Regions from separate parts of the Homo sapiens genome. Here region 1 is linked to region 2. Evidence: read pairs that join two places in POLR2A ChIA-PET (ENCODE). Cell type or tissue: PC-3. All regions are shown on one strand. Links, peaks and the distances in the headings refer to the core of each region. The heading gives the core; the rest is flanking DNA.

Region 1 (2,915 bases), core at 192-2,691, 200 kb before region 2:
TTGTAGGCATTCTTTGGTGCTAGGATGAAAAGACATTTTTCTAGTGTGGATTTGGATTTGTTTCTGCCACATGCCTGGGCACATTATACTCACCTCTTCAGGACTACAACAAACTAAATGTACAAATTAAGCAGATTTTTTTGTTTGTCTGTTTTTAAACTACCTGAATCTGAAATTACACTGAAAATTTCTGTAAGGGCCCACTTGTGGTCACAAATTCCTCTGCTGACACCAAGGCAGCTTTTGTTGCAGTTCCCTGAAAATGGGGAGGTAAGGGAAGGTTCAGTACAGCAGGGAATCTCCTCTCAGACTCTCCACCCTGGTGAGTCTTCCATCCCTTCCTCTAGAAAAGAAAGCTCAAGTCTGCATATGCGGTGGATGCCCTCCAAGCAGATATGACTGCTGTTTTGAATACTTCTTTAGGTTTCTGACCCCCTTTATATTTTGGCCTGTTGATTCTTTACTGTCTTCTTGGCTCTACCATGCTTTTAAGAAGATATTTCCATTTTCCCCAGCATTTTTTAGTTTTTTTTTTGCAGGGGGGAGTATCAATTGAATACCTAACCTACTATATTGAAGAAAACAGAAATCTGTTTAGCTTTTCTAGCACAACCTTTTATTTTTATAGAATTAATCATTGTCTTTTATCCTCCTTAGCTTTCTACCAACTTGCTACTAATATATCTGCAAACTCTTCTCATGCAAATCTCTTCTCCCTAAGTTCAAATGCATTAGGTAGTCTATGTATTTCTTAAAGAAATCACTCTCAAACCCTTTGGAACTGCTCTAATTTTGATGAATTGATCTCTAGTCCTGCTATACAACTTGGCATCTCTCTTCACCATTGTCCTGGAGATTACTTTCGTCTCTTTTGTGCTGGATCGCTGGATCCCATTTCTTGGACTTTATGCATTTCTCTCTCTCTCTCTCTTTTTTTTTTTTGACTGACTAATTTGTCTTGGCATAATAAATCTTCTATCTTTCTGAAAAGCAGTGCATGGAATAGCAATAATTTGAGAACTTGCATGTCTGAAATAGTTTTTATTCTGGATTCACAATTCAATTATAGTTTGATTCAACATAGTACTAGAAGTCCTAGCCAGAGCAATCAGGCAAGAGAGAAAGAAATAAAAGGTATCCAGACTAGAAAAGAGGAAGTCAAGTTATCCCTGTTCACTGATGATATGATCTTTTTTTTTTTTTTTTTGAAACGGAATTTCGCTCTTGTTGCCCAGAATGCAGTGCAATGGCACCACCTTGGCTCACCGCAACCTCTGCCTCTTGGGTTCAAGCGATTCTCCTGCCTCAGCCTCCCAAGTAGCTGGGATTACAGGCATGCACCACCATGCCCGGCTTGTTTTGTATTTTTAGTAGAGACAGGGTTTCTCCATGTTGGTCAGGCTGGTCTTGAACTCCCGACCTCAGGTGATCTGCCTGCCTTGGCCTCCCAAAGTGCTGGGATTACAGGTGTTGAGTCACCACCCCTGGCAATATGATCTTATATCTACAAAATCCTGAAGACTCCACCAAAAAAACTGCACCAAAAAAACTCTTAGATTTGATCAATTAATTCAGTAAAGTTTCAGGATACAAAATAAATGTACAAAAATCAAGAGTGTTTGTATTCACTAATAATGTTCTAGCTGCAAATGAAATCAAGAAGGCAATCTCATTTACAATAGCTACCAAAAAATAAAATATCTAGGAATATATTAACCAAGGAAGTAAAAGGATTCTATAAGAAAAACTACAAAACATTGATGAAAGAAATTGTAGGTGACACAAACATCCCATGCTCACTGATTGGAAGAGTTAATATTGTTAAAATGACCATACTATCTAAAGCAATCTACAGATTCAGTGCAATCCCTATCAAAATATCAAGGTTACTTTTCACAGAATTAGAAAAAAAAATCCTAAAAAATTCATATGGAAAAAAAAACAGCCCAAATAGCCAGAACTTTCCTAAGCAAAATAAACAAAGCTGGAGGCATCACATTATCTGACTTGAAATTATACTACAAGGCTATAGTAAACAAAACAGCATGATATTCATTTAAAAATAGACACATAGATCAATGGAACAGAGTAGAGAACCCAGAAGTAGATGCACATATTTAGAGTCAAAATTTTTTTTTTATTGAGTCAGGGTCTCACTCTGTTGCTCAGGCTGCAGTGCAGTGGTGTGATCATGACTCACCGCAGCCTGGACCTCTTGGGCTTAAGCAATCCTCCTGCTTCACCTTTAGAGTAGCTCAGGACTACAGGCACACACCACCATACACAGCTAATTTTTTTAATTTTATTTTTTGTAGAGTCAGGGTCTCACTATGTTGCCCAGGCGGGTCTCAAACTCCTGGCCTCAAGTGATCCTTCTGCCTTAGCCTCCCAAAGTGTTGGAATTATAGGGATGAGCCACCATACCTGGCCTGATCTTTGACACAGTCGACAAGAACACACACTGGGCCAACCTGGGCAATATAGTGAGGCTCCATCTCTACAAAAAATTAATTTAAAAAATTATCTGGGAGTGGTGGCATGTGCCTGTAGTCCCAGCTACTCGGGAGACTGAGGTGGGGGAATAGCTTGAGCCCAGGAAGTCAAAGCTGCAGTGAGCCATGATTGTGCCACTGCACTCTAGCCTGGGCGACAATGCGAGACCCTGTCTCAAAAAATCAATAAATACACACAGGCACACACACAAGGGAAAGAATATCCTTTTCAACAAATGGTATAAACAGTGCTGGGGAAATTGGATTGCCATGTGCAGAAGAACGAAACTGGACCCCTATCTTTTACTACATGCGAAAATCAACTCAAGGTGGACTAAAGACTTAAATGTAAGATGTGAAACTATAAAAATACCAGCCAAAAACCTAGGGAAAACTCTTCTGGACATTGGCTTAGCAAAATAA
Region 2 (2,915 bases), core at 186-2,685:
TCCCATAAATTTTGCAACTCATGGTGACATTCTCAGAGCCCGCAAAAACCCTCTGCCCCTCTGGGTCCTTGGACCTGGGGTGTGGTGATACGCAGACACCCCTGGCTGGCTTGGATTGAAGGCTGTGGGGCCGAAGCAAGGACAGGCCACCCTGAGTGTCCTGAGGCCCAGAGGGAAGCAGGGAAACAGGCTACCCTATGAGAGAACGGCTTTGCGGGAAATCTCTCCGTTCCCCTCCCTTGGCTTTAAGTGAAAAGCGAGCTCCTGTAGGTTGCAGATTCTGCAGCTGTGGTGTGGCAGCGGCTTGGGAGGCTGGGCTGGATAAGGCGGAGCCTGAAGTTGTCCATGGTCCAAGCCCTGGGCCCTGGTCGTGTCCCCAGACACAACCCCAGCCTGGGTTCTTTGAGTCTGCTTCCATTTTCACTTCTTGGCACTGCCTGTGTGAGTGGGAAGGGGACTCGGAAGGAGGTGATGTGGGAATGGGTGTGGACAAGCATAACGTCACTGTTGGTGAAATCAGTCTGAAGCCCTAACCAGATGACTTCCATCTGGGCTGAGCTGGGTCACTGTGAGGTGTGTGAGACGGGCCTGAGTGTGGCTGGGGCCAGAGATGTGGAGTACAGGGACCTGTGCCTCTGGGCATTCCCTGGAGGTGGGAAGGGACAGCTGAGAGAAGGACAGGAGAGGGTCCTGGTGAGGCAGGGGAGGCCAGAGGGAGGAAGAGTGTGGACTCACCTGGGCTGTGGGGACCTGAACTTCTTCCTAAGGCCTGAGGGAAAGAGAGACTTCCTGACAAGAAGTGCTGCCTCTTACTTCCCAAGGGACCAGAGCCAGGGCAGCGGGACCAGCTGGCAGCCAGACTGAGGGGCAGCCAATGCCACCATCTGAAGCCACTATCAGGCCACCGTCTTTTATGAGACTGTAGTCTTGTATCTACCCTACTCATGCTGTCACCTTTTCATTTGTCTTTTGACAGTCAACATGCCCGAGTGCTGTGAACGTTATGAGAGGGCCTTGTTGGGAACACGTGCTCCTGGGAATCAGCCCTTCCCTCTGTCCTGTTCCCACTCCTCCCCGACGATGCTCCTGCTCAGAACCCACTCCTCACCTCAGTGAAGCAACGCAGCGGGCACCCTGTGGACAAAGCTGGATATTGGCTCTGAATAAAAGCGAATCATGGGGAAAATCAGTGTCTCAGTAAAATGGGGTTTTCTTAGTAGAGACCAGACTGTGAAGGACCTTGCTTCATTCCATCTTTGAGGAGGATGATGATTCAGGGACATTGGCCCAAGATCAAAGTGGTATTTTTAGGTTGTATTTACTTAGCTATTTGCCGTCTACCTCCTTATTTCCAGGTAGCAACTTCCTTCTTATATCTGAGATGTTTAAGAGATGATGAAACCAGCTTGCACACACTTCTCAAAGTGTGTTTGTTCGCATCCATTATTTCACTGGGGACCGGCTATTATCCTCTCCATTTTCTTTATAAGGATATTGAAAGAGAGATTAAATAACTTGTTCAAGGCCGCATAGCTAGTTAACAGCTGAACTAGGCTTAAAACCAACGTCTGAAGGCTCCTATTCCAGTGGCAGCTGCTGTGTGCTTCTTCTGTTTTCCATCAGTTTGGAAGGGAGCATAAAGTCTACAGCCACATGGGTGGGGTCAGCAGAAAGATTGACCACCAAGCCTGAGGCAGGTGAGGCTGATCTCCTGGGCACAGCCTCTCTGCACAGGAGTTCACAGAAGTGATATGATCCAAAGTTGCTGAGGGAAAAGCCCTTATTTGTGGAATTAACGGCAGGTCTCTCTTGAGGTCAGAATGAATGTTATTGACATTATTGTTTGTATTGTGGTAAGGTATACATAATGGAAAATGTACCATTTTGGCTGGACATGGTGGCTCACGCCTGTAATCCCAGCACTTTGGGAGGCCAAGGTGGGCGCATCACCTGAGGTCAGGAGTTCGAGACCAGCCTGCCAACATGGTGAAACCTCATCTCTACTAAAAATACAAAAATTAGCCGGGCGTGGTGGTGGGTGCCTGTAGTCCCAGCTACTTGGGAGACTGAGGCAGGAGAATCACCTGAACCCAGGAAGCAGAAGTTGCAGGGAGCCGAGATGGCCCCACTACACCCCAGCCTGGGTGACAGAGCGAGACTCCGTCTCAGTAAATAAATAAATAAATAAAAATAATAAAATAAAATGTACCATTTTAACCATTTTTAAGTGTACAGTTTAGTGACATGAAGTACATTCACACTATTGTGCAACCATGATCATTTTCCATCTTTTTTATCTTCCCAAACTGAAACTCCACACCCACTAAACAATAACTCCCCTTTCTCCCCTCTCCCCAGCTCCTGGTAACCACTATTCTACTTTCTGTCTCTGGGAATTTGGCTACTCTAGGTACCTTATGTAAGGGGAAGCATACAATATTTTGTGCTTTTGTATCTGATTCATGCTGACTTATTTTTAATTAGATCACCATTTCGACTGCAGCAGGAATGCTGATCAGTGATGTGCCATGCCTATAGAGGAGTAAAGAAAAGAAAAAGGAAAGAAAGAGCAAAAAGGAAAAAGAAAACAGGAACATTTTGGGGTGGATTTCTTGACTGTCAGGGGTACCAGATGTAAGGGGGCGGTGGTGGCGGGTGGATAGGAAGAAAGTGTTACATAGAAAACAAAATGCTGTGCTTTATCATTCCAGGGGCGGGCTGGCATCTATCCTGGAGGTAGATGCCTCTGTTTTGAGGATTATGCTATGATGAACCCTGATAGGGAAGCGCTCTGGTGAGAACAATGAGACTTTCTGGGCATGCGGAAGGCAAGACAAATTGTTTTGCAAGATGAATCCCCAGGAACTTGGAATTTGGGTAGAAGGGTCTAGAAGAGAAGGGGAAGGCTGGAGAGA

What was found. ChIA-PET counts read pairs that join two places held together with the same protein. Peaks named below come from ENCODE experiments on the same cell type or tissue, not always from the same donor. Only the 100,000 strongest peaks of a DNase experiment are listed, where the experiment ranks them.
Region 1: POLR2A ChIA-PET joins it to region 2 with 10 read pairs; 2 of 35 experiments call an interaction of 5 or more read pairs at or near these places.

Annotation. Positions count from the first base shown.
Region 1 is chr12:57,685,494-57,688,408 of GRCh38, forward strand. No RefSeq gene overlaps it. Among named protein-coding and RNA genes, the nearest start is that of OS9, 7.2 kb to the right of the region's middle. In PC-3, for the core only: no CTCF peak of the experiment used is centred there; no DNase peak of the experiment used is centred there; H3K27me3 peaks cover 1,465 bases.
Region 2 is chr12:57,889,337-57,892,251 of GRCh38, forward strand. The region is part of intron 1 of LOC283387 (a long non-coding RNA gene); the gene reads right to left. LOC124902948 (a long non-coding RNA gene) reads left to right here. Exons shown (of 2, transcript XR_007063336.1): 2 at 977-1,186. Among named protein-coding and RNA genes, the nearest start is that of CTDSP2, 44 kb to the left of the region's middle. RefSeq lists an enhancer at 290-584. In PC-3, for the core only: no CTCF peak of the experiment used is centred there; a DNase peak (open chromatin) is centred at 1,305; H3K27ac peaks cover 434 bases.